4 separate regions of the Mus musculus genome follow, and regions 1, 2 and 3 are each linked to region 4. A link is a loop called in an ENCODE intact Hi-C map of the cell type or tissue named here. Cell type or tissue: left cerebral cortex. All regions are shown on one strand.

The links. Hi-C counts contacts between places; a loop is a spot of excess contacts. Peaks named below come from ENCODE experiments on the same cell type or tissue, not always from the same donor. Only the 100,000 strongest peaks of a DNase experiment are listed, where the experiment ranks them.
Region 1: it touches region 4 in a loop (4-fold over the local background); 13 of 42 quality-filtered maps call a loop at or near these places.
Region 2: it touches region 4 in a loop (6-fold over the local background); 6 of 42 quality-filtered maps call a loop at or near these places.
Region 3: it touches region 4 in a loop (3.0-fold over the local background); 14 of 42 quality-filtered maps call a loop at or near these places.

Annotation. Positions count from the first base shown.
Region 1 is chr19:53,764,567-53,772,566 of GRCm38, reverse strand. The region is part of intron 1 of Rbm20 (RNA binding motif protein 20); the gene reads right to left. Gm30890 (a long non-coding RNA gene) reads left to right here. Exons shown (of 2, transcript XR_877920.2): 2 at 1,617-2,202. Among named protein-coding and RNA genes, the nearest start is that of Gm30943, 14 kb to the right of the region's middle. In left cerebral cortex, a CTCF peak has its summit at 3,926 (motif pointing left); a DNase peak (open chromatin) is centred at 3,915.
Region 2 is chr19:53,803,577-53,811,576 of GRCm38, reverse strand. All of the region lies in intron 1 of Rbm20 (RNA binding motif protein 20), which reads right to left. Among named protein-coding and RNA genes, the nearest start is that of Gm16299, 18 kb to the left of the region's middle. In left cerebral cortex, no CTCF peak of the experiment used is centred here; DNase peaks (open chromatin) are centred at 1,827, 3,240, 3,944, 4,127 and 1 more place; H3K27ac peaks cover 3,078 bases.
Region 3 is chr19:53,849,775-53,857,774 of GRCm38, reverse strand. Rbm20 (RNA binding motif protein 20) reads right to left here. Exons shown (of 14, transcript NM_001170847.1): 10 at 7,587-7,673; 11 at 5,959-6,598; 12 at 4,140-4,271. It overlaps Gm41863 (a long non-coding RNA gene), which reads left to right. Exons shown (of 2, transcript XR_877918.3): 2 at 988-2,477. Among named protein-coding and RNA genes, the nearest start is that of Gm41863, 6.6 kb to the left of the region's middle. In left cerebral cortex, a CTCF peak has its summit at 2,174; DNase peaks (open chromatin) are centred at 4,908, 7,014, 7,373, 7,744 and 2 more places; H3K4me3 peaks cover 218 bases; H3K27ac peaks cover 4,089 bases.
Region 4 is chr19:53,899,851-53,907,850 of GRCm38, reverse strand. Gm30990 reads left to right here and starts at 3,247. Exons shown (of 8, transcript XM_030251154.1): 1 at 3,247-3,268; 2 at 3,779-8,000. The coding sequence starts at 3,247. The coding sequence ends at 4,980. It overlaps Pdcd4 (programmed cell death 4), which reads right to left and starts at 4,500. Exons shown (of 12, transcript NM_001168491.1): 1 at 4,363-4,500; 2 at 296-402. The coding sequence starts at 338. In left cerebral cortex, CTCF peaks have their summits at 1,781 and 3,724; DNase peaks (open chromatin) are centred at 3,674, 4,035, 4,536, 4,920 and 1 more place; H3K4me3 peaks cover 3,628 bases; H3K27ac peaks cover 2,455 bases.

The DNA of each region.
Region 1 (8,000 bases), 140 kb after region 4:
CACATCCTTCCTGACGTTGCCTCTGAGTGAGCTGGTCCTTGGCAACCTTCCTTCTTAGAGATGGTCTTGGCACACAGAAGACTTGCTGTCTGTGGTCACTCTTCGGCTGCTGGGTGCCTGCTGTTTTAAGCACCACCACTGGCTAAGCCTTCAGAGTCCCCACCCCCACCCCCAGGTAATACCAACCCGCCTGACACAAGGAACACTCATGTTTTTCAGCTTTGACTTGCCTTGCAGCTGAAAACTTCTCACGCTCTTGGTTGGCAAAACATAGCAGAGTCTCCTGTTGGTGGATCAATCTCAGGAAATGCCTTCAGACCTCAGAACCACTAATTCCCTGCTCCCCATTGTCCGCTCTCTGATGGAAAAACAAAGCTGGCTCCACTTTCTCCAACACTCACAAGGGAACATTTCATCTCTCTGCCTCAGCCACTGCACACCATTGAAAATGTTCAGAGCGGTGTTTTAGAAGGTCAGGTTGGAAAATGTGAGCATGTGAGATTACAGCTTAAAGAGTTTAAACAGGTAAAGGTAAAATGAGTGCTGCTTCTCCCGCAAAAGTTGCTTTTCTTGGTGTATTCAAGAACCAACAAGAAGCCAGGCAGTGGTGGCACATGCCTTTAATCCCAGCACTTGGGAGGCAGAGGCAGGCGGATTTCTGAGTTCAAGGCCAGCCTGGTCTACAGAGTGAGTTCCAGGGCAACCATGACTATACAGAGAGACTCTGTCTCCAAAAACAAAAAAAAAAAAAAAAAAAAAAAAAACAAAACCAACAGTCCTGTGTAGAGAAGAAGAGGGCGGCCATCAGCTGGGAGTTGAGGGAGGTAAATATGATGAAAGCACACATTACACACTTCTCCAAATGAAAATATAATGAAGCCTATTATTTAGAACAATTACACACGCTAATGAAGTTTTGGTTAAAGGTAAAAATAATATCCTTCCCTCTATCCTTCCACCTATCATTTTGTGGAGGCCTCAGGCGAGCCCGTGACCCCTGACCCCCAGGAGTGAGTTGTCCTATCTACAGGAAGGAACAAAAATGCTTTCCCATGAAGCTTCCCAGGATGAAAGTGCTCCCTTAAGGGCAGAGGACTGAACACTGGGACAGAAAGAGCTCTGTGTCCAGGGGGAAAGGGGCACCCCCATGTACCTCTTCACCTTAGGCACTGGTTTCTGCACCACCATGGCCCAGGGGGACAGCAGGATCTGAAGCGGCCTGAGAAGCCAGGGCCGCTGACAGACCAACCACAGGGGAAAAGGATGTTTTGTGTGAATTGGGTTTTTTTGGTTTTTATTTGTTTGTTTATTTTTCTTCTCAACTAATACTTAACTCTCTTCTCCCTGTTGATGCACAGCCAGTCAGAGACCATTTTCAAGAAGTCTCACTTTCTATTCAAAAATAAATACAGATGCTCCAGAACTTTCCAGAACAGTACCAAGGGGACTTGCCCTTAACATTCAGTTTCCTGGTGGCTCTTATGCAGAGGGTCCTCTACCTCCTGTGGCATTACCTTCTGTGGTCTTCTTTAGTTACCTCCGATCAACTCTTGGGTTAGTTTCTATTTGTTTTAAGGCGATAATATATCCTAACTAGAAGTTTATTTCTCTCACAGATCACAGAACAGCCTCTTGGGAGAAGGGAAGGCAGAGGCGGCTCGAAGCCACCGGCCATGCTGCATCAGCCGAGAAACAATGAGATGAGCGAATGCTGCTGCTGAGGCTACTTTCTTATCTTATAGTCCAAGGTCTCACATCCAGAGAATGGCTCCACCCACACCTAGGATGGGTCTTCCTCCCTCAGTTAATACCATCAGGAAAGTTCCCCACAGTATGCCCAAAAGGTCCAACTCCCAGGTGATTCTAAGATAGTGAATGCTAACCCTCACAACTCTGGTCTGAAAGCATCAAGTGGGAAACTCCAGGAGGAAACATTGTATTAGTTTTGAATCTGTACCTGAATGTGTACCTCTGAGTGGCATGATGAAATGCCCTGCTACCCTCCTGTGCCCTGCGCCAATGTGAACCATCCTTTACCCAGCATCTCCACACAGTATAGACTTCCTGCCTTAGGTGCCTAGTAGTCTTGACTGCCAGATCAACTCCTGGACTACCACACTGTTTGCCTGTTTTACTTAGTAATGCCCCAAGACTCAAGACTAATGAAGCTGGCAATTTCAATAGTTTATTTTATAACTGTTTCATTTTGTTTCTACTTATTATTGATCTCTTATGTGTTAAGTAAAACTTTATCAGCTGGGCAATGGTGGCCCACACCTTTAATCCCAGCACTTGGGAGGCAGAGGCAGGAGGATTTCTGAGTTCGAGGCCAGCCTGGTCTACAGAGTGAGTTCCAGGACAGCCAGGGCTATACAGAGAAAACTCTGTCTTGAAATACCAAATAATAATAATAATAATAATAATAATAATAATAATAATAATAATAATAATAAATAAGTAAAACCTTATCATAAGTATATATACATGTATGTGTGTATGTATGTATAGGAAAATGTACATGATGAGAGCTCAGAATTAGCCAGTGGTTCTAGGCATCCATGGAGCCTCAGAATGAAAGCTCCTAAGTAAGAGAGAATTTCTGTCATCAGATCAGTGAGACAAAGAAATTGTCATTGACAACATACCGTAGACTAAACTCTAGGACTTAATCAGATATCTTTACTTTGTGCACACACTATTGTTTCTAAGACTTGCACAGGTCATAAAGACAACATGGTGTAGAGTTATTTATACCACAGTAATAAAATCAATAGCTATAATTTCAATGTTCAGGTCATGAGTGAGCCCAATAGTGCTTGCTTTATTACAATGAATCTTTGTTCCCAACTCAGTGGGATAGTTGTAGCAAAATCACATGACACCTCTCTCTCTCTCTCTCTCTCTCATTCTCTCTCTGTCTCTGTCTCTCTCTGTGTGTGTATGTGTGTGTGTGTGTGTGTCTTTAAGGTACCATAATAAGGTGGTAACCTTATTTTACTTATATCTTATTTTATGTGCCCACGTGCTTATCTAGTGCCCTCGGAGTCCAGAAAAGGGCATCAGATCCCCAGAGCTGCACTTATGGATAGTTGTGCACATCATGTGGGTGCTGGGAACCGAACACAGATCCTCAGCAAGAGCAGCAAGTGTTCTTAACCACTGAGCCATCTCTCAACCCCATTTTTTGGTTTTTTTGTTTGTTTGTTTGTTTGTTTTAAGGAACAACATTTATTCCTTTTCCAAATGTTACCATAAATATAGGTGGGAAAGAGTGGTCTTAGCAATTAGAAGAAAAGGTAAAAATCCTGAGGTTTGGTTATTCTAAGTTATTTACAATGATGGGAGAAAAAGATAGCTATTTCACATCACAGACCTCCCTGCTCCCCTAGGCCTAATATTTGCTTACCAAGTTGAAAAAGAGGCATGCTTGACTTGCAAGCTGGAGGTCTGAGCTTGAGTGAGACATTTGTCCCTTTTCCAGCCCACAAGCCACCAGACACAGCAGGAGAGAGCTTTAGAGACACTCAGGGTTTGGAAGTGCAACCACCCCTTCTTCTGGCTTGTGGGTTCAGGGTGCAAGATAAACAAAACCAGCTCAAAATGAATGTGGAGGAGAACCAGCAAGCACTTCGTGCAGGAGTGGGCGGGAAAGGAGGAGGGTCTCCGGCATTTCCTAGGGAAGCCAAACGGGCCCATCTTCAGTTGGCCTAAAGAGGAAGACCTAAAGAGGTGGATGGGAGAATCACCCAGAGGGAGGAGAGAGGCAGTGCTGCGCCTGGGAGAGAGCAACAAGCCTCTTCCTTTCTGAAAACAAGAAGGCAGCCAGGTAGAGACCCAGGATTTGCATGGCTTTCAGGGTGTTTGAGGGTGGAATTTGGTGCTGTTCTTGAATGATGCAAGGCACATTGAACAATGCCTCCATCTGGTGGTCAAAACAAAAATTAAGTAAAGCAGAGACAGCTGTCCATTCGACCTCCAGGAGTTGAGTCACCCTTTAAATTTATGGCGGAGGTGGTACTTCAACACACCTGTACTGAATGCTGCTCTAGGGAATGTTTGTAATGACAGTAATGGTTGCCTGGAAGGTTAAATATAAGTGCTTCGAAGCTCTTCCCATAAGAGGGGAATCTACATTCCCCAGCTTTGATCTGGACCTGCATCCCACTTGGGTTTTGAAAAGGAAGACACGTTCTTCCGGTCCCAGGCGCTGCAGGAGCCGCGGGTTACCGTGCAGACACGGCCAAGTCCAAGAACCACACCACACACAACCAGTCCCGCAAATGGCACAGAAATGGCATCAAGAAACCCTGGTCACAAAGATACGAATCTCTTAGGAGGTTGACCCCGAGTTCCTGGGCAACATGTACTTTGCCAAGAAGCACAACAAGAAAGGCCTGGAGAAGATGCAGGCCAGCAATGCAAAGGCAGTGAATGCGTGCGCAGAGGCCATCAAGGCCCTGGTGAAGCCTCAGGCCATCAAGCCCAAGATGCCAAAAGGCCCTAAACTCAAGTGGCTGGCTTTCATCGCTCACCCTAAGCTTGGGAGGCGGATTCAAAGCTACATGGCCAAGGGTCAGAGGCTCTGCCAACCGAAGTCTAAGGTTCAAACCAAGGCAGGGGCCAAAGCTCCAGCTAAGGCCCAGGCTTCAACTCCAGCCCAGACCCCCAAAGGTGCCCTGTGAAGGCCCCATAGAAAAGGCTCCTGCCAGTGTGAAGACAGACGGACTGTTGTGACACACCTCCCCACACACTATTTGCAGATGACCAGTGTCCTATGCTGTTCTTACAAATAAACTCAGGCAAGATCTGTTAAAGGAAGAAAGAAAGAAAGAAAGAAAGAAAGAAAGAAAGAAAGAAAGAAAGAAAGAAAGAAAGAAAGAAGAGAGAGAGAGAGAGAGAGAGAGAGAAGAGAAGAGAAGAGAAGAGAAGAGAAGAGAAGAGAAGAGAAGAGAAGAGAAGGAAGACACAAAAATAAAGCTAACGTCCATGCCTTCAGCTTCAGCCGCGGACCACCCCAACCCCCTCCAACTTCATACAATGCTGTCTTGGAGCAAGCCCAGGCTAGCCTCTGAGAGTAAGAGAGAAGGGGGCTCCTTCAGTCTCAGCTGCTTCTAAGACTATAGACATCGACATAAGCAGCCCCCCAACCCTCCACCCCGGCTAACTGCTCCCCAACATGGCAATAGTGAGCCTATTCAAGGCCATGTGAAACCTACTCAAGCTATAGCCCATGGAATCAGGAGAAATAATGCATTGTTTTAAACCACTGAGTTGTGGGATAACTCAGAATGCAGCAGCCTAGAGCTGATACACACCCTCCAATTTAAGATGGAAAGCCTGTATGTTGGATTACACACTTAAGACTCATTATCAGAGCTGGGCGGTGGTTGCGCACATCTTTAATCCCAGCACTCGGGAGGCAGAGGCAGGCGGATTTCTGAGTTCGAGGCCAGCCTGGTCTACAAAGTGAGTTCCAGGACAGCCAGGGCTGTACAGAGAAACCCTGTCTCAAAAGAAAAAGAAGAAGAAAGAAAAGACTCATTGTCACTATTTTATACTGAAGTTAAAAGCAAGGCGGAATCGACTTTACCCCATGGTGACTCTTTACCAGGGAGGCAAGGCCTTAAGGCCTTAGTGGGGACAGAATGACATGTTTCCTGCCCTTGGGGCAGGACCAGTAAGTCAATGGCTGCGGGGCGGGGGGGGGGGGGGGGACTATAGAGCTTGTTTATACAATAAGGTACATATTTTACATTCCTCCTTCAAGGAATGTCCTCCCTGTTAACATTACTGACTCCATGATAACCAGAGAGAGCATGGTTCTTGGATGTGAAGGTGTGGCTAATATCTCAGCAAAAGGTTAAATGCTGGGACCTTTCAGGACAACCCTTAAGGCTGTGGGAAAGAACTCTAAAACATGGGTTCAAAATTATATAATTTCTCAACTATGCAAAATATAAGGATGCAATATGAATTATGAGGGGTTTCATGGATCTAAAGGAACAAAGGCAGCTGCTTTGTGAGCCAACTTGTCAGAAAGATACAAAACCCATCATAATATTCAAAGGAAGGCAGATTCCTGAGTTCAAGGTCAGCCTGGGACCAAGCCAATTTAGATAAATCCAGGTGTGGTAGAAATAGTAATTTCGGGACAGGGTCCGACCCAGCTAGCTTATTGTCTTTGCTTTACAGAGGCAGGCAGATCTCTGATTTTTTTTTTCAATGTTAAAAGAAAATGTGTGCTTGCTGTTTCCTAAGGATTAAGGGGCAAGGGTCAACGGATGCTGAATCATAGGATAATCAAAAGGAAACCTGGAGTAAATGACTGGATTGATATGTAAAATAGAAGACTGTAAGAGATGAGCTATCCAGAGAATTGAACTGTCTCCAGCAGAACAGAGAGAGAGAGAGAGAGAGAGAGAGAGAGAGAGAGAGAGAGAGAGAGGGACGGAGGGAGAGAGAGAGAGAGAGAGAGAGAGAGAGAGAGAGAGAGAGAGAGAGAGAGAGAGAGCTGTCTGGAGATCTCCAGAGAAAGGAGATCAGAGAGAAAGAAAGTAAAACAGAGAGAAAGCAGAGACTGGAAAGCTGTGGCAAACAGAGCATAGGACGCCACCTTCACCATGATTTGACTTTGAGCTGTTTGTTTCCTGCTCCCAGACACCCCTCCCTCAGAACCCCTCTCCGAGTTGAGGCTTGGCAACTCTTGGCTACTTTGTAAACACTGACAGTTGTAAGCTCTGACTTTGCTCTCCGGATGAGTTACATTATCATCCTTCATCCATCAGTCCATCACTGAACATGTTGAAAGGGGATAAGGTATGTGAAAGACCCACAACGTGAGGACTCCCCCACGTTCTGACTCAGGAGAGGCGACACCCCAAAATCACCCACAAGAAACGGTCTTGCTGCAAACTGCAAGAGGATTTTTTATTTAAGAGCGCTCTTGGGCCCATGGTCATACACCACACAGGGGTAGAGTACCATGGCGCCCCGAGTAGCTGGATAAGGGGGTATTTAAAGGAAGAAACCACAACTCAAGGAGGTGGGAAGGGCGTTGTTGGAAAATACCAAAAATACCAGTTAAGAGTCACAAGGAAGTGCAAAGTTACAAGAGTCACGAGGAATACCTGGTAATTGTGAGGGTTATTTCTCAAGACAGTTTCTAAGAGCCCCTAACAATAGCACATTTGCATAGCGGGTTCCTGCAATGGTCAGGGTGACTTTCTTTGAATGAGCAGTCTTTGAACCCAGGAAGCAGGTGCGGGGAGGAATGTCGCTATCTGTTTTATGATTAGCATACCTTCACAAAGACCACATTCCCAAGCCTGGGCCTAAAGGCCTAGAATTTTGTTTTTACTTTGTTATGCTTTCAGTATGCACTGATGATTTGACATTGAATTGGTTGTGATGACCCTTGGGATGGTCCTGGCTGTTGGAGGAACCAGAGGCACATCCATCCTAACAACAAAGTGGGTAAAAAGTTAGAATACAGAAGTAACTGCCCTGGGAACATGGTGGCTAGGGGGTACATTAGCCAGGATCCAGTGGAAGGAAGAGAAAGCAGGCCAGATTCTCTTAGTACAGGAGAAATTTACTCCAGGGAATGTATTACACACATGAGGAAGCAAACAGACAAGAGCCCTGTGTCATGTTTAGTCACTGCCAGAGATGCAACCCCAAGGAAGGGAAATACCTCTCTTGTCACAACCCACTCACTTCCTAGGATCTAGCTCTGGCTAAACTCAGCAGAAGCCCTGGACGTGCATCCTATAGGAAAGACTCCACAGGATGAGCAGAGCTTAATGGGCGTGTAGTTGACCTTATTCCATCCAAACATCCCTCCCTCCTCATCCCCACGCCCAAGGCAGAAGAATCCTTCACCCCGGGGCGATTCTAGCTTGCTGTGACTGTCAAGGATCGTTTCAGCACAGAAAGCAGGACTCCTTCTGCACCCTTCTCAGGGGAGCAGCCTCTCAACAAACATCTGGTTATGTTGGGGC
Region 2 (8,000 bases), 96 kb after region 4:
TCCTGAAACTCACTTTGTAGACCAAACTGGCCTCGAACTCAGAGATCTGCCTGCCTCTGCCTCCCGAGTGCTGGGATTAAAGGCATGTGCCACCACGCCCGGCTTCCTGTATGCTATTTCTAATTCTTTGTTAATAACTCCATGATATAACTTGCCATCTTCTACCAGGGCCCCAGAACCCCAATTCACCATCCCTTATGGCCGTGTTCTCATGATTAACCTACCCCAAGGAGTCTTCTCCTCTCTGCTCTCCTTGTGGTCTCTGCTTCAGACCCCAGCCGGGGACGGGGTGAGCACCCAAGCACCACTCACCTCTCTTCTCCACAGCTAAAGGCTGTTGTCATCTTTATTAACCAATAGTTCCAAATTAAGGAGCAAGATTTGCACAACAAGAGCTGGTAAATGTGAGAATTCACTCATAGGCTTAGACCTGCCAGTACAGAATTGAGCATTTCAGTACATAGCAATGGACCAAACCTCCACAGAATCTGCCACTAATCCTGACTCTCTGAGATTGGTTCCTTAGCTCCCACATAGTGGAAGGAGAGAACTGACTCTCACAGACTGTCCTCTGACTTCCATAAGAATACTATGACACATGCAAATGCATGCCTGTCCCAATAATTAATAATAATAATAATAATAATAATAATAATAATAATAATAATTTGTAGAGATTGTGTCCTGAACCATAAAAACCAGCCCAGCATGCTAACTCCTCACCCCATCATTTTAGTGGCATGAGAAAGTCCATATGCTCCTTGCTTTGAAAAGTATGCCAGAATAAACTGTGTGTATATTTATGGCACATATTTTCATCCTAGTCCTCATTTTAAATCCAAAAACAGTAAAACAGCTTTTACATATCAGTAGTATACACAGCAACCAAAAACCCTATAAGTGAAAAACAAAATCTAAATTCGAGGTAGTAAGTGCCAGTCAACTTTCACAGAATCTTAGGAGAAATGGGAGGAGCCGGTCTGCCACATCGCTCTGTGGCCTTGTCCGTTGACTGTATTGTGTTTCTGGGCAAACAGAGACTGGACTGTCTATAAATGAGACAGGCTTTCCTGGTGAATCTGCTATAAGCGGTTTCCACAGTCGAGGCTTTTGGCTAAGCCATATTTTCTGTGTCTTAAGGTTCCCCTTGCGGGGAGTGGGTGTAACCAAGAAATGTGTTCGGGATGCTGGTGAAATGGAATCCCAGGGCACCTGAACGCGCCAGTGAAATCTGAAGTCTGGACTGATGGACCAGCCAGGCTGCACAGCCAATCTCCTTATAAAGCAGGCGCTGGGAGGGAATGCACAGCTGGGACACATCTGTCTCCACTGTCCCAGGCCCTGTGCGATAAAAACTCAGAGCTGATAAGCTGAGTGGGGGCGGGGAGGGCCACAGCAGGCAGAGAGGGTTGGAGAGGGTTGGGGTGAGAGAGAGACAAACAAGGGTGTGGGCACACCGCACCTCCCTCCCTGGAGCTCCTTTAAGGGAAGGGGGCTCATGCTTGGAGAAGGTAACTGGGTAGGACCATCTCCTCCAGTAAGGCTCCTGGGACCAGTGTGAGCTTTTTGGAACTTCAAAAGTCACACAGGTCAAGGGCCACGCAGGATAGGTCATTTTCATCTCAACTTTGTAGAGCAGGAACCTAGAGCTCTAACACTCACTGCCATTAAGTAAAGTGGATGAGCCTATAAGACTCGAACCCCAACCTGGCAGGTACAGTAGGAGCCTCGCAGCCCTCCTCCTCCCTCCGGCACATATCCTCCTGGGCTGCTGGCTTGTTTGGTTTGAAGTGAGATCCCAGAACATGAGGCACACCCACGCTCAAGAACAAGAACAAAACACACTGCCAAGTCAGATTTAAAAAAAACCAAGCCTTTGTTCTTTCCCTCTTGTGTGAGGAATCAAAAACTTTCTACAAGTTCCTGAAGAGAGATACCCAGGCAGCATGCAAGCTGCACTCTGAGGCGCGCCTGCTGCCTTTTAAGATATGGGGAAGGAGGAGGGATGGCCTTGTGCACTCTGGGGAGTTGCGCTGGGGGCATCTCAGCTTCATGAGCCCTTGTGTGGTATGGCACCATCATGGCTGTAACAGAGTGGGGAGGGGCTAACAAGAAAGGAGGGAGGGTCCCGACTGATGAATGATTATGCCTTGTGTACTGTCAGGTAGCAAAGCTTTAGAAGGCAAACCCAACAGGGCAGCTCCACCCCCAGGCTTGGCCACTACACAGATTGTCCTTACTGACAAGGTGTTAAGGAGGTGCCAATGTGTTTCTTATGACCAAAGGAGCACAAAGTTGGTTTTGTTTTCCCCAGAGAAGGCAGCTGTGTTTTTTAACCTTTGGTTCTGGGCTGGAGCAAGTCCTTGCTAGAGGTTTTCCTCCTGGGTGTTGAAAGGTTATCTAAAGAAGAGCCATCTCCCCAACAAGGAAAAGCAGCCATGCAGTGTGGCAGCGAGTCAGATGTGGATACGACTATAGAACCTCGCTGTTCATACCCAGCCCGTAACTAGACCCGAACCTCATTGTTCAGACCAGGCACACACGAAGATCAGAACCTCACCATTCAGACCTGGCACAACCAGACCCAGGAGCGGGTCCCCTTCTGTTTCTGCTTTAATCTTACAAATTCTTACTGTCCCCAGCTTTATTCAAACTTGCACAGAAGTGATTTCACACAAATCATCCACACAGAATATATCCCTTTTAAACCAAAATCTTAGGTGAGAAAAAAAAAGACTAACTGTTCTATCTAAGAAAATAAAAGTCGTAAAATACTTAGCCTGCAAGAGTTAATAACTTAGCCAGGCTTGGTGGTGATACACGCCTGTGATCCCAGAGCTGGAAAGATAGAGACAGGGGGATCAGATGACTCAAGGCTAGTGTTGAGTTTGAAGATAGACTGGGTATGATAAGACTTCTGTCTCAAAAGACAAAAGAAAAAAAAAGGAAGGAAACGAAGGAGAATGAGAGGGAGGGGGAGGAGGGAGGGAGGGGACAAGGGAGGGAGGGAGGGGACAAGGGAGGGGAGAAGGGAGGGAGGAAGGAGGCCACACAGTATTCTAGGAGCGTCTATTTCAAGGTTTACTGCTGTTTTAAGAGAGTCCCCAGAACACGAGGCACACCCACACTCCAATCCAAATACAAACACGTTCCACAGCCAAATGAAGATGACAATGTTAGGCTTTCTCATTTATGTAAAGACTCAAGCACACACACACCCCCTCCCCAAAGAAAGCGGTGTGTCTTGGAGAATCTTGCATTTCCCAGCAGCTTGGTGGCTGTGGCAACCGCCAGGAGCTAAGCAATGAAGACCTTAAATGGCTGTGGCTTCTCAGAGCCCGGCGGCGGCTGGGAGACGAATGCGCTTTATGTGAGTACAGTGCCTGAGTACTTCAAGATGGGGCTTCTAAGTCTACAGCCTCCCAGTGCCGTTGCACACCTGGGTATAGTCACTCACCGCCCAACCTCAGCGTGGGAGATTCAGTATGCTTCTCCCCAAGTCTAGGTTTAGTAACTGAATGGATAGAGGCTGGAGAGATGGTTCAGCACTAAGGAGCACTGGCTGTTCTTCCAGAGGACCAGCTCCCAGGTTCCCACATGGCAGCTACCAACTAACTGTAACTCCAGTTCCGGGGGGTGGGTGGGGGGGAGTTCAAGGCCACCTTCTGGCCTCCGTGAGTGCAGCACACATAGTGTACAGACATGCATGCACCTGTAAGTGTCCCCGTACGTGGTAAAGAGGACTTTACAGCAGTGATTCAATTAAGGATCTTGAGCTAAGAGAAGATCACCTTGACATTGCCGAGGTGAGCTCTGTGTGACCACAAGAACGATGAGGGGGAAAGTCAGAGAGATGGAAACACTCATCACAGAAAGGGAAGATGATGCGCTGATGTCTGTGCAAGTGGAGGAAGAGACTATGAGCCAAGACAGTACAGGAAGCCTCTAGAAATTCAAAACAGAAAGGGAAAGAATGTTCCTGAAGAGCCAGGGCAGAGGCAGAGGCATTCTTCCTAACAGTTCCACTACAGACCTACTGAGAGGGATCTTAGAATCTCACTCATCTATGATGCTACACACTATCAGATTTGTGGTGATTTGTTACAGTGGTAACAGGAAATGAATACAGTTTCCCCAAGACATCGATACTGAGGGTGAGTCTGTTTAGAGAGCTGAGGTGGGCCTGCATGTTGTGGGCAGGAAGTGATCTTGCTAGAAGTCTGGGTAGCACAGACACCCAAGAGCCTGGGAAGCTAAGGTTATATACGCCACAAAACAAGGTCACCAGAGGACTCTGCAAAGCCAGCTAGTTTTTTTCACTCACAGCAGTGGCAAACAGAAAAAACATAGAATTGCACGCTTTTAGGGTCCATTCAATCCCTTATTACAACACTGAAAAGTTAACTTGTCCTACGGCACACAGGTGGCTGCTGATGAAACCTCATGGAAACTTCTGGTCACCTCAGCTTCCCAGGCCTGGGAGGATTACCTATCCACCTCACCACCTCAGCTTCCCAGGCCTGGGAGGATTACCTATCCACCTCACCACCTCAGCTTCCCAGGCCTGGGAGGATTACCTATCCACCTCAGCTTCCCAGGCCTGGGAGGATTACCTATCCACCTCACCACCTCAGCTTCCCAGGCCTGGGAGGATTACCTATCCACCTCATCACCTCAGCTTCCCAGGCCTGGGAGGATTACCTATCCACCTCAGCTTCCCAGGCCTGGGAGGATTACCTATCCACCTCACCACCTCAGCTTCCCAGGCCTGGGAGGATTACCTATCCACCTCAGCTTCCCAGGCCTGGGATGATTACCTATCCACCTCATCACCTCAGCTTCCCAGGCCTGGGAGGATTACCTATCCACCTCAGCTTGAAAGGTTATGTTCACGCACACTGAGTTCACTGAGTACATTCCACATGCAACACTTGCAAGCCTCCCACCAAGAACCGGGGAAATTGAAGGATGTCCTTCCTTCCTGTCTGTCAATCCGTCCATCTGTCTTTGCGACAGTGTCTCTGTGCATTGTTCTGGCTGTCCTGATTCTCCAGAGGCAATGACCTCAAGAACGTCCCTGTCTAGAAAGCGCGTGGCTCAGGATTCAGTCCACATCTTCTTGCCTATACCAGGAACAGCTGCACTGTTTGCAGCCATCCCCAGCAGATTCGAGGCTGGGCAGTAGGGAAAACAACACAGTAGCGCACATGCTTTGGACCGGGAGTGGCAATGTCTGTCAGACGCCCTCCCCTGAGCCTGATCCCCTCACAGATGCAGCAGCTGACTGCACAGGCTCTGATTTACCAAGAAGCTTGGGAGGGCTCCAGTGCCCCCAGGCTGAGGTTATGTCTCTGAGCCATTAATTGCTACAAAGAATTTGCAGTGTATAATTAGCTTTAAAACTCTAGTAGTGTGCTTAGAGAAAAAAATTAAACCAGTGTTTCCCTGAAGAGTTTTCAAACTAAAGTATTAGAGAAAGACAAACTAATAACCCTTATTTTGTTGGGATGTAGAGATGTGGAAGAAAACCTGCCTTGAGAAAGGATGTGCAACCTATTGTTCCCGTCAGGAGAGTGTGCCTGTTGTCCCAACTAATTGTCCCAAGATGCGATGATACAGTAGCCTTTGGCCAGAAGAAATGGGTTGCATCTGGCCATCGAGACACATGCCCATAATTCTACTACCAAGAAGGTAGGTAGAAGGAGGTCATTAAAAGTTTGAGGCCAGCCTGATCTACATAGATTTTCTAGGTTAACCAGGGCTATAAACAGAGACCTGCAAGGGAGGCAAGGATTGGGATGATAAAAATCTTCATCCTGCTCTAAAAGTAAGACGTTAACGACACACACAGGACCCTGCTCTGTCTGACACAGTCTTTCAAAGGACCAGATATTCCTTCAGAACTTTAATCTTTTAGCCTGTGTCGACTGGCATCTGGTGTGAGCTATGCAAAGCTTCCAGATGTGGATACATAAAAGTGGAGAAAGATAAAGAAGAAATCAAAAGGGGGGGGGGGGGAACATGGGGAAAGAGACTTCCCTGAGATCACAGGAAGGGTGTGGTGTGCTCTGACTGAGGAAGCTCACGCAGGACAGATTCACACTGCCCTTTGCAAGAAATTTAACCAATGAAAGAAAAGAACAACCCAAGGGCTTCCCCTCAAGTCTGAACAAAGGCTTACAAGGTCCTGGGTTTGACCCAGTGACAGGTGTGGAGACACATCCGCAGTGTGTGACTGATAGAGGGAGGGTCACCTGTGGTCAGGGACCCAGGTTGCCATCTACCTGTTAAGAGATTAGGGGACTGTTGCTTAACATTTCCACCTTTGGGATTGATTTTTTTTTTTTTTTTTTTTTATCGGTGACAGAAGTCACTGTGTCCAGGCAATATCTCAGGCTGGGGTGGTCACAGCATCACATTGCCTTGGTCCCAGTGATTGCAGGGACACTCAATGATATTTTGTTGATGATGTCAGGACAGAGATTCACTGTCATGCCCGGCTGCTAAGCTAGCTGTTAAGCCATCACCCAAAGAGAGGCTGATTAAGAATAAAGCCAGCCCAGAGGGCAGTGACTTCGAGATGGGGCAAAGGCAGCAATGGAAGATTCCAGGGGCTCCCTGAGCCCACTGTGCCTGGCTGTATACTCCGGAGTCTCCCATCATAGTTCCTTAATTTGTTTAATAAAAATAAGAATGTTGGTCTGGAGAAATGGTTCAGCGGTTAAGAGTGCTTTCTGCTTTTGCAAAAGACTGCAGTTCAGTTCCCAGCACTCAAGCAGGCAGCTCAAGATTCCAGTGACAGAAGACTAGAAGATCTGGTCTCTGTGCACACACACACACACACACACACACACACACACACACACACCATACACGCACATAAATAAAAACAAAACCATAAAACCAAAAACCATTCATGTTACAAACTGGCTGTGGTGACATCCTGTTATCCCAAAGTTCGGGTGACTAAGACAAGTGAGTCAGAACTCACCTTGGGCTCCACAGCAAGACCCTACCTCAACAACACCTCTAAAAGACCACAGTCTGTTTAAATGATCTGCATTTAACTCTCTCTGCTCTTCTCCAAGGCCCACACTGACCAGGGTTCTCTGGATCCCACCAGTATCTTCTGTGGAAAGGCGAGAGCCAGGAAATTGTTGCAGGGGGACCCTGGGCATAACCTTGGTATGAGCATCCACCAGTCAAAGACTTTGTTTCTAGAAGGTTCTGAAAACAGAATACTCCTCCATCCTTAGATAAGAGCACAGCATGACCACAAAGCCAGGGTAAAAGTGAGGTTTTGGAGGAGAGGCCCCCACAAGGTGGAGTGTGGTCTGAGGGACTCTTTTTCAGGGGCAGGGATCCAGCTCTGGCCACAGAGATGTTCCACACAGATGAGCAGCAGAAGCAGTCTTGGGGTCTGTGCAGTTTCCAATGACTGTGACACCTTCAATACAGGACATGACTTTTGCAGCACTGAGCTGGCTTTGTGCCAGACATTTGCCCGTAAGGGAACTCCTGTGGGTATGGTCCCTGCTGGTCGCTCTGTTGGTGGGTGATTGGATCACAAGGGTGCTAACCTCATCAACTGATTAATCTATTTATTGGCTCAGTTCTCATTTAAGAGGGTTGTTGGGAGATGAGGTCTGGCTGAAGGAAGGGGTCACTGGAAACGTGGGTCTGAAGGGTGTCCTGCCCCAATCTATATTGTACTCTGGCTCCATGAAGGAACAGCTCTGTTCCAGCATGCTCTCCCTACCATGAACCTTTGCCTGGTGAGGTCCCCAAAAAACAATGTCGTGAACCAGGATTACTGGAAGCTTCTAAAGCTGCAAGCTGAAATAAATTTCTCTCCCCTCAAACTATTTCTAACCCCCCTTTTATAGTTATTTACTTATTTTTATTTTATATACATTGGTGCGTTGCTTGTATGTATGTCTGTATGAGGGTCTCAGGTCCCCTGGAACTGGAGTTACAGACAGTTGTGAGCTGCCATGTGA
Region 3 (8,000 bases), 50 kb after region 4:
TCAACCAGAGGGTTACAGCTACCAAATACATGGTTGTGTACGAGCTCTCAGCCATTGAGTAAAGTTTCCCACCACACCAACAAAAGTAAAGCCAAGCAGCTCAGAAGCCACAGTAGTGATGTGCAATGGCACTTAGGGCCACACAGGCCCTCTACACTTAGTTATGTCGTGACCTCAGAGGTGCTGGTGACCTGCTCTGCACTGTGTTTTCTCTTCTGCACTACTGCCACGTGGTGCTATGAGGGAGCACCTGTCACCTCACCCGGTGCTCGGGAAAACATTAATTTAGGAACACAGAATCCAAACATCCGAGCATTGGCCTTCACCCACCCACCCACCCTCCAGCCTTCCTTTCCCAAGGCTGCCCAGAGAACCATTTCCATGGTTGGGCAGTAACTTTCTTCCCAGGCCCTGCCCAGTGGGTTAGGTCAATATCAGTAATCAAAAGAGAGCATTAGAGAGAGCTGAGTGGAGACAGGAGGATTCTTAGATAGGCCACAGTACAGCCCAGGGGTGGGGAGGGCACCACAGCGCCTGCTACCATGCTCTCAGCGAGCCTGAAATGTAAGGACCAGAAAAATGGCAGCACGGAGGATCACTCCCGTAGCCATGGTGAGATCAGGAGCCCTCCGTTTCTTCAGGTTTTATTAAGTACTGTCATTAAAGCTGCGTTTGCCTCCTAATAATAGCTCCTGGCATGGGTAATTATGACTCCGTCACCCTAGTAAAGCCAGCGTTGGAGAGGGGGAAGCTCACTTTTTTGCCAGCGATGCTATTTGGTTATAGTAAGAGCAGGCCTTGGCAGGCTCATGCTGGCTGGAGTCAGAGTGCTGGCCTGAATCACACAGGCAAAGCCCTTCTCCAGCCACGAACACCCCCAGTCTGACCTCTCGATTCTCCCAATGGGGGGCCCTGTCCTTGACAGCCTGTATTTCACCTCTGTGTTTGCCACAGGGGCCTGAATGTTGTCTCTCATGTTTCTCGAAGTCTCTCTGCAGTAGTGACCAGTTCTGTGGTATAAAGGGTTTGCAGCCCCAGTGAGAAGAAGCAGGGTGGACCTCGGTGAAGAATAATTCCAAACAACCTGCCAGCCCTTCCTAAACTTCTGCTACTGGAAAAGCTCTGAGACCTTGCAATCATTTCCTCCTCAAAATTAGTCGACACCGAGGATTCTTTCCGCCAGGTTCCCAGAGACAAACAGCTCAAAGCGAAAAGGTTAAATACGTTGCTATTTGTCGTCCAGCCACCGAGCAGCAGAGATGGGATTTGAACCCAAGGATACCCGTGCTCTTCAGCACAGAAATGGCCTTTCTTTTCCTGTGCCATCAGACATCCCAAGTTCCAGAACTTGCCGTACGATCCTGAGGAAGGATCTTTAGTCTGTGCACTTGTCAAACACAGAAAACAGCAGCATCCCGTCCTGGAGGGTTTGCGAAAGTAGACAGCAATAAGCTATCAGCTTTCTACGCTAAATGAAGATGATGCATAATGGTCCAAGCTAGAAACATCTCCAATGCCCATCACCAGGTAGGCAAACAGAAATGTGGTATATCCAAATCCATAAAGCAGCACAAATGCACGCCTATGTCAAAACTGACCAAACCACACTCTTTACATATGTGACCTTTATTGTACGCTAATTATACCCTAATCTGGCCCTTTACAAAAACAAAATCAGATACCGTTTTCCTCCTAACAGCTTGACAAAGATTAAAAACTGCTATCTGGAGTTGGCAACGAGATAGAGGACGGGAATTCTCCCTGGAGTTGGCACTGAGAGCTGTGATCCTCTCTTTGGAGTGTAATTTAGTAGCAATTATAACCTTTTCAATGCAAATGTATATGGCCCCACAATGCACCCATGCTTGGCTAGCATCCCATGGCATCCCCCTGGCATGTGCGTGAAGTGAACCAAAGCACACCTGTGGGCTGCAGCAGAACACAGAGACTAAGACACAGCCCTAGAATTGGAATCCCTGCATCAGCCCTCCCAGATCAGGAGGTTTGTTACTGCATCCCGGATGTCTTACCTGTAAAGCGGGGGTTTAAAGCATCACCCGTCTCCTCAGTGTGTGGGGGGTGCTCAAATAACGCATACAAAGCAAACACGGGGCAGAGACGACAGATAAAGAGCTAAGCTGTCACCACAGGTTCATAATGGAGAAACAGACAAACAGGAAACTACCCAAGTACTCTGCAGTGCAGGATCAGCAACTGTAGGGGCAGATTTTCGGGTGGAGTGATTCCAAAAGAGCGTGCTCTCTGTATATGACATGAAGTGATTCCCACGACCTAGACCTACCACTGGAAAAAACACGCAAAGCAACGTGTATGGGAGGGAAATCATCTGAGAACATGGTGGTGGCCACCTCTGGGGCTGGAGAGACAATTAAGGCCATCAATATTGACTTTTTTATTTGGTCCTTTTTAAAATTTTGCTATAATAAACCTTATACAGTAAAGCACAATAATGGAAAGACATGTCTTAAAAGGAAGCACTCTTTATTTCTGCTGTGTCACTTGATTCCAAGTTCTGGCTTGAGACTTTCTAGACTCTCAGTTCCCTCAGGGTGTAGGGAGAGCACCACGTGATCCAGTGAGTGTTTGCTAATGGCTGAGCTGAGGTCTCTGAAAGGCAGGTTCTGCAACTTCCGAGTGCAGAGTTAGAGAGCCTGAGAGCACCGGGATTCACCCTAAGGTCTGTCTGTCATCTTTAGACATTGTTTGCATTGGGAGGGCATGCCGACCTGAGTTCTAATCCCTGACACTCTTATAAAAAGTCAGGCATAGCAGCACACTCCTGAAACATCAGCATTGGAGGGCAGAGAGGGGCAGATCCCAGGACATGACTTGCCAGTCAAGCCGTAAGTGCCTGACTCAAGGACATAAGGTGGGAAAGATAGAGGAGGGTCCATCTGATAGTCCTCCGGACTCCATATCACATGCACCAGTACACATGCCTACCCACACTCATGTGTACGTGCCACACATGCATGCACACATACATATATATATATACACACACACCTACATACACACACATATACATACACACATACACACATATACACACATACACACACATACATACACACACGCACACATAAACATACATACTCACACACATACACACATATACACACATACACATGCACACCACATACACATACACACATGTAAATTTTGTTTGAGAGATACTATGCAGCAATTCTTTAAGAACAAGATTTGTCATTTCTCAAATCTAATTCTATAAAATGGCATACTGAGAGTAAAGAAATCCAAGAAAAGTAATGGAAACAAGGCTGGAAAGAACAAGCCTACACTGGTGGGTCTTCCCTGGATGATGACATGTCATCAGTTTGTCATGCTTCCTTGTGACACTTTCCCAAGTGTCCCCTCTGAACAGCTAGCTGATCCTCTTTTACCCCTTTAGCCCCCAATCTTTCAGAGTCAATGCAGAGCTCACAGATCTTGGTCCAGGAGGTTCTTGCTAATACACCACCCTGACACTTCCATAATTGAAAACCCACCTACTGCTTCAACCCCTGCTATTGATGAGGAGACTGAGGCTCAGGAAGGCAAGACTTGTCTGAAGACACAAGAACATCCATGACTAGATGGACAAGGGCCTGGGTCTCTTCCCTGTACCCTCTGTCAACTTCAGTCTATTCAGTGGCTCTCGGAGACTCAGAAAAGCAGATCTATCAAGGAGAAAAGTCACGGAGAACTGTTCTGAGACAAGGACACGAGGGAAGAGAGCAGAGAGGGCGTTCATTTTAGTTGATGGTTTGGAAGTAGCTGGACTTCTGCTTTCCTGCCTGAACAAGGCCTGGGCTTAAAGTCTCTACACAGTCAAGAAGCAAGCACTCCCTGACAGGGAAAGGTCTTTTCTAGTAAAATCTTAATGCTGTGCTGTCCACAGCTTGGTCACCTAGGTATCAGATCTACCCCAGTGCCTGAAACCACAAGCACCTTTACCATCTTGCAGATCTGGGCTTCTGCATCATACCTTTGAAAGCAAAGACAACACAAAAGCCAAGACAACACACTGGCAAAGGCCCTCTTGAGCTTCTCCACACTGCTTTAGAACTGCCACTTCCTGGAGCTGAAATCCAGGAAGGGCTGTGGACTTCACCTACCTAGAGGAATGCTAAGTTCACTGAACACCTCCGGTTCCCAGGAAGGCAAAGAAAGGGGCTCTTTCAGCTCCGCTTCGGTGAATTCTGGCGATCTCACGTTCAGAGATTTCACTTCCATGTACCTGGGGTTTTCTGCAAAACATGAGCCCGTGGGATGGGGGATTGGAGATATACACACACACACACACACACACACATACACACACACACCACTCTGGGTCTCAAAGAGTCCCTGTAATCCTGCCCAGTGTGCTGTGTGATTGGGAATTGTCCCTTGGACTGCTTAATCACATGGTGCTGGGGGTAGGACCGCTAATTAGAACCAAAGTGCTATAATTAAGAGCATTTTTCCATTGCCAAAAAAATGCCACACACAATAAAACTTGGCACATCTTTGTACTTGGCACACAAGGATGGATTGTTAATGCCTTCACTTGGATGGTCCGCCCTCCATTACCCCCAAAATCAGGATCACTCCATCTCTACCAGCCGGAGGATCCTTGAAGGGCGGAAATTATGCTGACATCTGCTAAGGGTGGCCAAAGAGGCCACGCCGACATCTGCTAAGGGTGGCCAAAGAGGCCACGCCGCGTTTACCCCACGCTCGTGAAGCAGCACTGTTAAATGTGAGGCTCCAAATACTGGGAAAGTTAATAAACCCTGGAGACTAGCACTGGCTCAGACCCATATCACAAAATAAAAGAGGCTCCGTCAGAGCCAGTGAAAATGCCAGTGCGTTTTATTTATGCCTGCTGGAGATGGGCTGGGCCTCTGTTGCTCTAGCAACAAGCAGGCTGATCAAGGAGGTTTCCATGGAGACTCTGATCCCGGCAGGTGAAAGACTGCTCAGGTCAACTTGACATGGAAGAAAGCCCAAGCCTCGGGCCACCCACCAGCTTGTGCTGACACAAGGCTCTGGGTTGGAATGTTTATTTTCTGGCCTTTCCTCTATATTTTCTGCTCTACTAGTTTTACTTCAGCCTTGGTGATGCTGAGAACTTTCTGTAAAATAAATCTCTAGTTTATTTTCACTGTTAAAGAGTCTTAAGAAATACTCACCCACCCTCTACTCTCCACCCCACCCCCTTACACACACACACACACACACACACACACACACACACACACACACACCCTGGATGGATCTGTTTCCATCTGGCAGAAAGGCCATGGCTTAGCCCATTTTAGGCTCCTTAGTTCATGATGTCACAGCCCTGAGCATAGACACAACCTCACCTCCAGTAGGGTGTTTCTGGGATAAGTCCTGCTCCACTATCAGACCCTGGAGAAAAGTGGGTCTGAGATAGTTAGAAGGGAAGCAAGCCCTTTACAAAGCCATCTCCCTCCCCGTGTGTCATTCTCTCTCCACCACCCCGTTCCGTACCTCCCCCCCCCTCCCGCCGCATCTCTCCTTCCCCCCTCGCCCCCGCATCGCAGAAATAATTGCCAAGGGTTTCCACCATTCAGGAAAGGGTGGCAGACCATCAAAAAGAACCCAAGCTTTTTTGTAGTAAAAACTCAACCTGATCTTAGTTGCCCATGCCTAGGTGGGACCCCACAGTGCAGAGAAATCAAGTCGAGGTTATTCCCGGAACACAGGGGGCGCCTGCTGGATTTCTTCTACACTATTTGCTTTAACATTCTAGCCAGGCCTTCGGAGGCTTGCTTCTATTAGTACTTAACTTTCTGTCTTGGCCTTAAGTAACTCCCATCTATCTGTTCCAGCCTGCACATACCCACATGTCCTGAGGGACGCGGTGGTCCAGTCCACCCTACCACCCATGAGGGAGAGGAAGGTAGCCACCCTCAGCCAACACACCTCGGCAAGCCTGGCTTTGGAGGTCGCTTTCAGTAGGTGGGCTGGCTTTTCCTTCCAGGGGGCTGGCTTCATGAGACCCATCTTCTGGGGACCCCCTGGCCTTGCAGTCATCGAGAAAAGGGCTGGACTGCCGGGCCCGCTCATCTGCTGGCTGGGGGGAGGACATTTGCTGCACTGCAGGGGCCAGACTCACATCTGAGTCCTCCTCTCCTCTTGCCTCCTTCTCGTAGCAATTTGAGACCTCCAGTGAGAGGCCTGTCTCGCTTTCAGCTGGCTTCCGCTCAGCATCCAGATTTAGGCCAGGCATCTCCAGGTCCGTGTCATTGGGACAGCTTGCGGAAGTAGACGGCACTTGTCCGGGCAGCTTCAGGCTGAGTTCTGCGTCTCCGTTCCCTAGGGTCTCTCCCTGCTTGGTGAAATCTTTGGCCAAGTCCAAACCTAAGGTGGCCGTTACACAGGTACATATTTTAGGGAGGGTTTTGTCTTTCTGGTCAATAGGCACAATTTCTTCCAGCTCTGGTAAGTCTGGTTCCATGATGAAATCTTCCTCGCCTACTTCGTCCACTGTGACCAACTCCTCCATGTTGGTGGGGTACCAGTTGTCCCCCTCGGGTTCACTCCCACTGTCACAGTCTTGTCCCTGTATGAGGATGTAGAACAGGTGTCATATGGTGGCTTAGAATACTCAAACGTCAGCCATACGCATTGGCTATAGGAGCCTTCATGTCGGAAAGACCTTGAGCGCTTCTCCTGCTCCTTGGGTTCTTAGGGGATGTGAGCCCCTCAAGCCTCACTTATTCAGTCGCCCCCCAAGTGGCACAGGCTTCACAACAAGCCCTTGCTGCTTGATTTGCCACGTTTTGAATGACACAAAGAATCCTTAACTTTGCTATATAGTAGCTATTTGTGACTATCTCTGAATGAATGGATACATTACAAATGGACGTCACTAAAGGTGGCTGGAGAGAATCCACTCACAAACTTCCTCCAGACTCCCTCTCTCAGCAAAGGTGCAACTTCCGCCCACACTCTGCCTCCGGTATTTTTCCCTTGGTGTTCCCAGCAGCCCTAGGGCTTGGCACACAGATTCGGAAGATTAGTGTCCCCTGACCGGAAAGGCATGAAGCTGGCGATCATCCAAGGACATTTCGTTTGCCCGTGGAAGCCCAGCCCAGGAGGACAGTAACTGGATTTTGATTTTTAACTAAGTACAAATAATCTTTCTAAAACACACAGAGTATGTCTCATTAATCTCAGGGTCTTGGGCCTGCTGAGGTCAGGGCTTCAAGTTGACTGCTTGTGTCGTGGACCCACTAAGGGACCTGCCTATTTTGGGAGCCTGGCTCTGAAGTCTGAGTCTTTCTTGGGCATATGTTTTCTTTTAGCAGCACAGCCAAGTTGCAGGAGAGGGGGGCGGAGCCCGGGCGTGCAGCTAAAGATCTCCCCAGAGGAGACATCGAAAGACTTCCACAGAGCTGTTTCTCCAGAGAGCACTGGGGCCATTGGTACAAGTGCTTGTGAAGACACGAACACATCCCATACGGCCGCTGTCAGGCAAAACCGACCCGGTGACAGAGTCTCTGATGCTAATATATGACACCACCACCAAGATGGGGGTGCAAACTCACCTTCTTTGTCCTTGTGTTTTCTGGATCACAGGACTCTGTCCCTTCCTGCTGTATGCCCACCATGCCTTCCTGTTCCTCAGCTCCAGCCTTACAGGGGAAGAACAGACCAAACAAGACTAAGAGTAGGCAGAGGCAGAAGAGGGGACACAGAGAGAAGTAGAGAGATCCGCACGCTCCTCCCCCGACTCCCTCACAGCGGAGGGGAGGCCACTGCTTCGGGAACTGAGGCTCAGAAAGAAACATGCTCACTCACACTGACAGAAAAAACATTTTGGGGGCTGGTGAGATGGCTCAGTGTGTAAGAGCACCCGACTGCTCTTCCGAAGGTCCGGAGTTCAAATCCCAGCAACCACATGGCGGCTCACAACCATCTGTAACAAGATCTGACGCCCTCTTCTGGAGTGTCTGAAGACA
Region 4 (8,000 bases):
CACATGACCTCAGAATAAAGTGTACAAGTTCTTACTGTGTACCGTAGCATCATGCACACTGTCCCTGCTAAGCGCACCACACTCAATACTTTTAAATGCAAATATTCCAACTTCACTAGACATCTTTCCCTGTCTTTTGAAGATCTTTTACGAGTTTCTGCTGCCTTTTTGCAGAGCTAGGATACCTTATGCATGGCTAAAAAAGTACTTTAAACGTTTTACTCTCATTTTCCCCACATAAAATATGGAATAGTTTCAAGTTTGGTCACAAGGCAGGGGTTAGGACACTACTCACCAGTGGGGTTCACATTCAGTGTCTGCTCATTTTCTATATCCATTTTTCCTTAATTTCGCTTGCACTGATTATACACAACTTACTAAATGCAAGTCTTCCTTGAGGATCTATTTAAAAAAAAAAAGAAATGAAAAAGGTTCAACGGCTTCTAAACTGACACAATTAAAGTCAACTTACTTGAATAAAATGAAAAAAAAAAAAAAGCCTAAGTCCCTTTTTAGGAATTTGCTATGCTTTCAAAGTTAATCAAATTAATACTTAGCTCCAAACTTCTCCAAGAGCTTTTCTGAGACAAAGAGAAGGAAGAAAAAGATTGAGATAAAAATGCATCAGATTTCAGCATGTGCCAATGAATCCCTTAAATGTAAGGTTTAAAGAAATGTTTGTAACACACATAGCTTTTAACTTAAACATACACACCAAATCTCTTAAGACTCCCCCCACCTGTGGGTGTGTGGGTGTGGGGGGGGGTGTGTCTGGATGTGTGTGTGTGTGTGTGTGTGTGTATGTGTGTGTGTGTGGTGTATGGTGTGTGTGTGGTTGGTGTGTGTGTGTGTGGTTGTAGTGTGTGTGTATGTGTGTGTGTGGTGTGTGTGTGGTGGTGTGTGTATGTGTGTGTGTGTATGTGTGTGTGTGGTGTGTGTGTGGTGTATGGTGTGTGTGTGGTTGTGGTGTGTGTGTGTTGTGTGTGTGGTGTATGGTGTGTGTGTGGTTGTGGTGTGTGTGTGTGTGTGTGTGTGTGTGTGGTGTGTGTGGTGTGGGGTGTGTGTGTGGCATGTTTGTGTGTGTGGTGTATGGTGTGTGTGTGGTGTATGGTGTGTGTATGTGTGTGTGGTGTGTGTGTGTGTGTGTGGTATGTGTGTATGTGGTGTGTGTGTGTGTGCATGGTGTGTGTGGTGTGTGTATGGTGTGTGTGTGTGTGTGGTGTGTGTGATGTGTGTGGTGTATGTGTGTGTATGCTCTCAAGTGCTTGCAAGCCACACTGTGTTTAGGTAGCTGTGCAGAGTAGAAGTAGGCACTAGATCCCCCAGAGCTGGACTCACAGGGAGCTGTGAGTTAACAAATGAGAATGCTGGGAACCAAACTCAGGTCCTCTGGAAGAACATTATGCACTCTTAACACATGTTCCTCTTTCCAGCCCACATTTAATACAGTCTTAAAGTTAACTTTACATCCACATACAGGGACATAAGTATTGGGTAACTCTCTAACAAAATCTAAAATTTACTCCAAAATAAAAACAGCAGTTTTGACTAATCAAGAATATTTCATGTACTGATCTTTTCTGACCGCAGCAGCAGCTGTAGGGTCATTACCCCGCCCACTACACTTTTTATGAGGCGCTGAAACAGGAAGACGTTTTTTAAGTAACCCTTTCTCTTATGTGATTTATATTCAGCATGTCGCTTCTATAATCTAAAATTTTCATTTAAAAAAACACTCAACCTACTTTAAGAACAAATAAAAGGCAGACGTGGTAAAACCACATCTGTAATCCAGCACTAGAGGCAGCACAAGCAAGGATCGGCAGGAGTTTAACACCTCCACAAGCGGCCCTTGTGTGCTGTGGTGGAGAGCAGACAGGTGATAGAACTTAGATGACACGCGTAAGACCCTTTAGCTCTATATCGTTTTTCTCTAAAAGGATATTAACTTGTGAAACAAGAATAGCACCTGATGTTGAATTCATGTCGTAACTGTTAGGCTACATCAAGATGTTATCATCCTGCCCAAGAGAACATGGTAAAAAGCATTCTCTAATTCTACTCAGAATTAACTAACATGCAAGTCTACATGGCTGCTTACTTCATTTTAAACAACTTAGGATCTAGAAAAATGAATTTTAAAATAGATACACAGAGAGTCATACAAATATAAGACCAAGTGTAGTTTGGAAATGGAAATTTTTGCTACCTTCCATGGCTGAAAAGGCCATGTCCTGCTTTCCTTCAGTGTGTGCATGAATTACATGCTAGAGAAAGTCTGTCAGCTCTGATGTGATTTGAATTTAACACTGTGAAGTGTGATTTTCATTCTAGATGCAAGTATAGTCTCTGAGGAAATATTTTCTGCAGCATCTGTCTAATAATGGGGGAAATATAAGTAGTGCTTATCAAGCCCTTTGACATTCACAGTGAACTAATTGTGTAAGCATTATTTCATGAGCTTCACGTATTCCCTTTGCACACAACTCAAGAGGTTTAGAAGGAAAGGATGTTCTCTGCAAGGTTGTTCACACTGGGTGAACGACCACGAGAACCCAGACGCTGTACATTCAGTACATGAGCTTAGAGTGCCTTACAAGGAAGTCCTTCTTAGGGTTAACAAAAAGCAGCTTTTAACAACGTGGACTTGTACACCAACTGTTAAAACTGCTTTCCAATCACTAAAGATATGATACTGAAAACAGCTATCAGGAAATAACTATCACATGATATGATGTTTTATTAATTATAACAACCAAAAAATAGTTCTATCTCCAGACCATAACAACTGGATCAAGCAGTCAAGACGCAGACACACCCATAGCTTCACAGCTGTTCTAAAGGACAGTATGTGACACTCTCTTCAGTGGGCTTTTTTTTTTCTTTTAATTTAACGATCCTTAAAATACTTACCTCAACCTTAGGCAAAACAACAGCAACAACAACAACAAAAAAATCTAAATTCCATTTGCTCCACACTAATCTATACAAAATCATTTCCCATGGGGTAAGGGGAAGCTATGTATACAGCTAAAAACGATTAAGCTGAAATTAACTGTTATCCAGTGCATTTCCTAAATGCCCGATAAATTACTTTGACATTTTGGAAGTCAAGTTTAGACCACATGTTAACTAGAAAATGACCTTAATTCTTCCCTGGGATGCAGTCACATTAATTAGCAACTTGCATTCTGCTAAGAGCACTCTACAACAATAACGCAAAAGCAACCACTACTGAGAGCAACCATGTACATTTATTTTTGCAGCCGTAACAAGTATTTTATTTTCCTCTACTCTTACCACGAGATAGATATAGATATATAGATAGATATCGCACGCATATTATGGATATAAATACGAGCACGAATATATATGCTAGGGCCTTCCCCTAAAATTTCAAACTCTTAAATCAAGAGTATTACAGCTGTGAAGCTATCAAAATGTCTTAAACGCAGCTCGTAGGCCTCACACCCACCCCTCACCCAGGCCCGGAGCCGCATTTTGAATCATTCATAGCAGGTAGTCGACTACAGAGGCTGGTTTACAGAGCCAGTTCCCAAGGAGGGGCTCGGGGAAGATAGGCGAGACCTACATCTGCAGTTCTGAGGCTGTTCAGGGAAAGCAAAAACAAAAAACCAAAACCAAAAACCAAAAAGCACGCCCTCTACGTACATTACAGTAGCGGACAGCCACGGGCAGCAGACACAGCATGCGTTCACAGAGAGGGGGCTCCCTTCTCGGCTTTGTTTTCTCTAGGTTGTATTGTACTTTTTTTAAGGGACCCTGTACAGGAGACTGCAAGGAGGAGTTGGCACAGGGCCGGGAGGGCAGCTGTCCCCGCCCCGTGCCCGCACCGACCGACGCCTGTCCCGCAGGACCCCAACCCTCCGGCAGCGGGCAGGGCCGGCCGAGGCGGACCAGGCCTCGGTTCGGGGCACCGACCCCTCACCGGATCTCCGTCCGGACGACACCCCTCTCCTACCGTCCCGTCCCCCGCGTCCAACTGCGTCGGACCGGGCGCCCGGAGGCTCCTCTCACCGCGAGCGCACGCAGCCACGCACGCCCGGCCGCCGGGGATGGGGCTGCGGAGGAGGGGGCGGGCCCGTGCTGCAGCTCCCCGGCCCGACCGACCCGGCCTCGGAGAGCGAGCACCGGCAGCTCCCCGCAGCCCCGGGCGTTGGGCGAGCGCCGGTGGCCGGAGGGCTCCAGGGCCAGCGTGGACAGGGACCGAGCGTCCCGACCCCCGCGGCGAGGCCTCCACGCCCCCTCCCCCTCCCAACGTGCGGCAGCCTCCGCCGACCCGGGCCTAAGGGACGAGGACGCCGCCCGCCCGAGCGTGCGAGCCGCGCCCACAGTACTGACCCCCTCGGGCCGCCGCCGCTCGCCCGGGTCTCCGGTCCGCCGGGCCCCGACCCCGTTCCTCAGCCTCCGCCGCCGCTGCCTCGGAGCGCCTCTGGCCCCGCTCGCTCTGTTTGTTTTTGTTTTGTTCTACCCAGTAACACGGGGGCGACGGCGTGGCGTCTATTGGCCGAGAGGAGGACGTCCCGCAGCCAATCGTGGCGGCCGAGCTGCAGCCGAGGCGGCGAGGCAGAGCTAGGGGAAGTGAGACGTGGAAATAGGGGCGGGGCTCAGGGGGGCGGGGCGCCGTCGGCGCATGCGCGCTGGGCTTGGGACCCGCTCGGCCACCAGCCAGAGTGGGGGTTAAGTGCAGAGGGCCGGGTTGTGAAAGCGGGCGGAGGGCTGTGCCGGGCTGGGGGCTGGGGGCTGGGGCGCGGCTCGTGGACCAGACCGGCCAGTCCTCTCTACAGGGCGTCTCAGCCCAATTCTAGGGCGGTTGTGGATTTCCTGAGGTCCCCACTATTTCTGGGCGTCTGGGAGAATCTGCAACCACTACTTAACTTCTGCCCGCTGGTCCTTGCTCTCGCGTGGCTCCTGCCGTGTGTCCACGTGCTCAGGAAGTTTCTCGCAGGAAAAGCCTAACCCCTTTGAGATAAAAATCGCTCCCTTTTCCCAGATAAAGAGATACAAAAACTGAAGTCCCTTTGCTAACCAGCCAGGCCACTATGGTGCTTGCATTCTTTCCAAAGCTGGGTTTCTCAACCATGGCTATGGTTTGTGTATTGAATCAGCCCTCTCTAGCTGTCTTCTGTGACGTTTCCTTCTGGCTGCCATCTCTAGCCTTCATTTTGTCTCGGATGTTATCGCCTGAGATAATGTGCAGCACCGTATGTTCTTCCTGTGCACCTGGAAAGTGACTGACCTGCTTTCTCTGGCCATGTTTACCTTTAGTCTGAATGGCAATACCAGAATGTTTCCCTTGGTCTTTTCAGAACTGAACTGCTCGATAGCAACCACCATCCCCTAACGTGGGCCTTTCTACCCCGGCTCTTACTGCCTGGTGTTATCTAATGTTCTTCACACACACACACACACACACACACACACACACACACACACCTTCACAAGCTCCCCACTGCCTCCCTGGAGTGCCTGCTTCTCAGCAGACACCCTAGAGCCCACAGTGCGACTTATAGGCTTCAAGGCTATGTCTGCACACCCTAACCCCTGGATACCCGTCCTCCTGAACCCACTTGGACAGCTCACTGCTCCGCATCCTCCCTTGTGTCTTGCCAGGTCTTTTATCATATCATCTCGAAATGTCTCTCCTAGATGGCCTCTCTGCCTGGTACATCTTATCCAAGTCTCTCAGCCTCCCTCAGTCTTTATCAAGTCTCATGCCAGTATGATCCATTTTCTGAAACCTGATTCCGCGGAGCACCAGCCAGTCTGCAGGGACTGAGGACATTCTGCCCGGCATTGTTTCATCTGAGTCCCAGTCCTGGCTTGTCCCACAAGCCCCGTGTCTCACTCACCCTTAGTATGGTGAGCTTGAGAGGTGCTTTGTAGATATATTATACCCATGTAATAAGTACGCCTTGTGCGAGCTCACAGAGAATCCCAAAAGTCAGTAGTCATCACCGGCTCTTGCTCGGGACTTCCTCACATGGCCAGCATCTAAAGCGTCACTTGGCACATGCTACTACATCCAGGCTTTATAAGGCAACTATCCCAAAATCAGGAGATAAGAATAAACAACTCCCATTTTTAAAAGGGAATCTTGGACCTTTAAAAGAGTCTGTTTAGGAAATCTGCCCCCTGGGAAAATATTGTCTAATTGCTCCCTGGGGGGGAAAAAGGCCTAGTAGAGAATAAAACATTCAAATCCCTTCTGCTAACCATCTCCACCCTCACCCTGATACCTGAAATTCCCAAACACACCTTAGTATGTGGTTGACCAGTTTGGACAAAATAGGAATGATGTTCTTGTCCCAGCTGCTTAGTCTCTCTCTATAACAACCCCACTCTCTCCTCAAGACTTGTTTCTTTACCAGTAAAATTCAGAAGTACATGAATTTTTGTAGTACTTTAATAGGCATCCTGAAAAAAAAATGTAGGGGAGAAACTGTTTCATGGCCACGTCTTGGAAAGAACACCTTTCAACCAAGTTACATTTTCCTTTACTCCTAACTCTTTGGCAACTTTGGTGGCCAGCCTATGAAACTCAATGTCTCTCTATTTATTTAAACACAGAACTCTTTTTCTTCAAGATATCCTGGAATGTGTTGCAAGAAACCACTTTGGGACTATAGATGATGACAGACACTATCACCGACATTCCTTCCAGCCACACTGGATCCAGGAAACCTGTGCTGTTACAGCTAAATGTTCTAAAAGGATAAACATGAAAGAAATGCACTAGAAATAGGAAAGTAACCAGGTACCAAGAACTCTTGCAGAGCAAATCAATCTGCAGCTATTTATTGGCTGCCCAGTCTGTGAAAAGCACCTAACTAATCCAGCTGTGCTCTTGGCAAACTATAAAAGAAGTCATAATCTACTTCAAGGGTTCTCTGGGATTCGTTCAAGTCCTAACACCTTGAGAGGCTCTGCCAAGAACTTAGATAGCACCACAGGAGTCCTGGGAATGATGAACAAGAGACAACCAAATTTTCCTCTAGTGTCAAGGAAGGACTCACTCAATGGGGTATGGGCAAAATAAGAGTCGATCTCAATCGAGGATCTGTCTGTGGTTGCAAAGCTTTGATAATGAAGTTTCCCTCCATCCCACAGGCAAGAGTGACGCCAGATGCCAGGCACGGTCACACCTGTGATTCCAGCAGTTAGCAGAGAGAGGCAAGAGGACTTCCATGTGTCCCAAGGCCAGCCTGGACAACCGCATGAAGCCATCCACTAATCAGAAAAAGGACAGAGAGATGGTTGGTGTTACGTTTGGCACACGAGTAAATGGCCTAGAAATACAGAAATGGAAGTCAAACCGCCGAGGATCCTGCGGCGGTGACCTCGGGGCTCTGGACGAAGCCACATTTGAGATCTGACTCTTAAGCACTGTTCTCACCCTTGCAAGAAACTGAAAAACATCCGCCTTTCTGCAGTGAGAGTAGTAGTGCACTTCCTTCCAGAGAACTTGCAGATCCAACTGGCATCAGCATCAGCCCCGTTTGCCTGCACCCATCTCTTGGCCCCCTTTTTCAGAAGACAAGATTTGAGGAATTTCCACAAGAAGCCACGGCATGTCTCCTTTGGCACAAACGGTGAAACCTGAAACATGGCCTGAAGAGGAAGCTGCAGAAAGAACCTTAGGGAAGCCAGCTGACATTTGCATTGCTTTAAGGTTTACTGAGCACTTCTCTGTATACTTTCACCACTTCCCAGTATGTGGGTAGGACACTCTGTGCTTTAGAGGTGATGGAGGTGAGACAGAAGTAATCACGGGGCTTTTATGTGGAGAGCAAATTTGGGGAATTCCCCTACTTCAAACCTTTCATTTGATGAGTAGAGAATTAGATGCACGGGAATTTAGTGAGTTGTCCAAACCCTCATAACCAGTTACGATCAAAGCCAGGATAGGAAAGAAGGTCTCAGTGCACGGGCCATGTAGGAATCATATGGACAGGAAGACTGGCCGTCTGGAAGCCAGG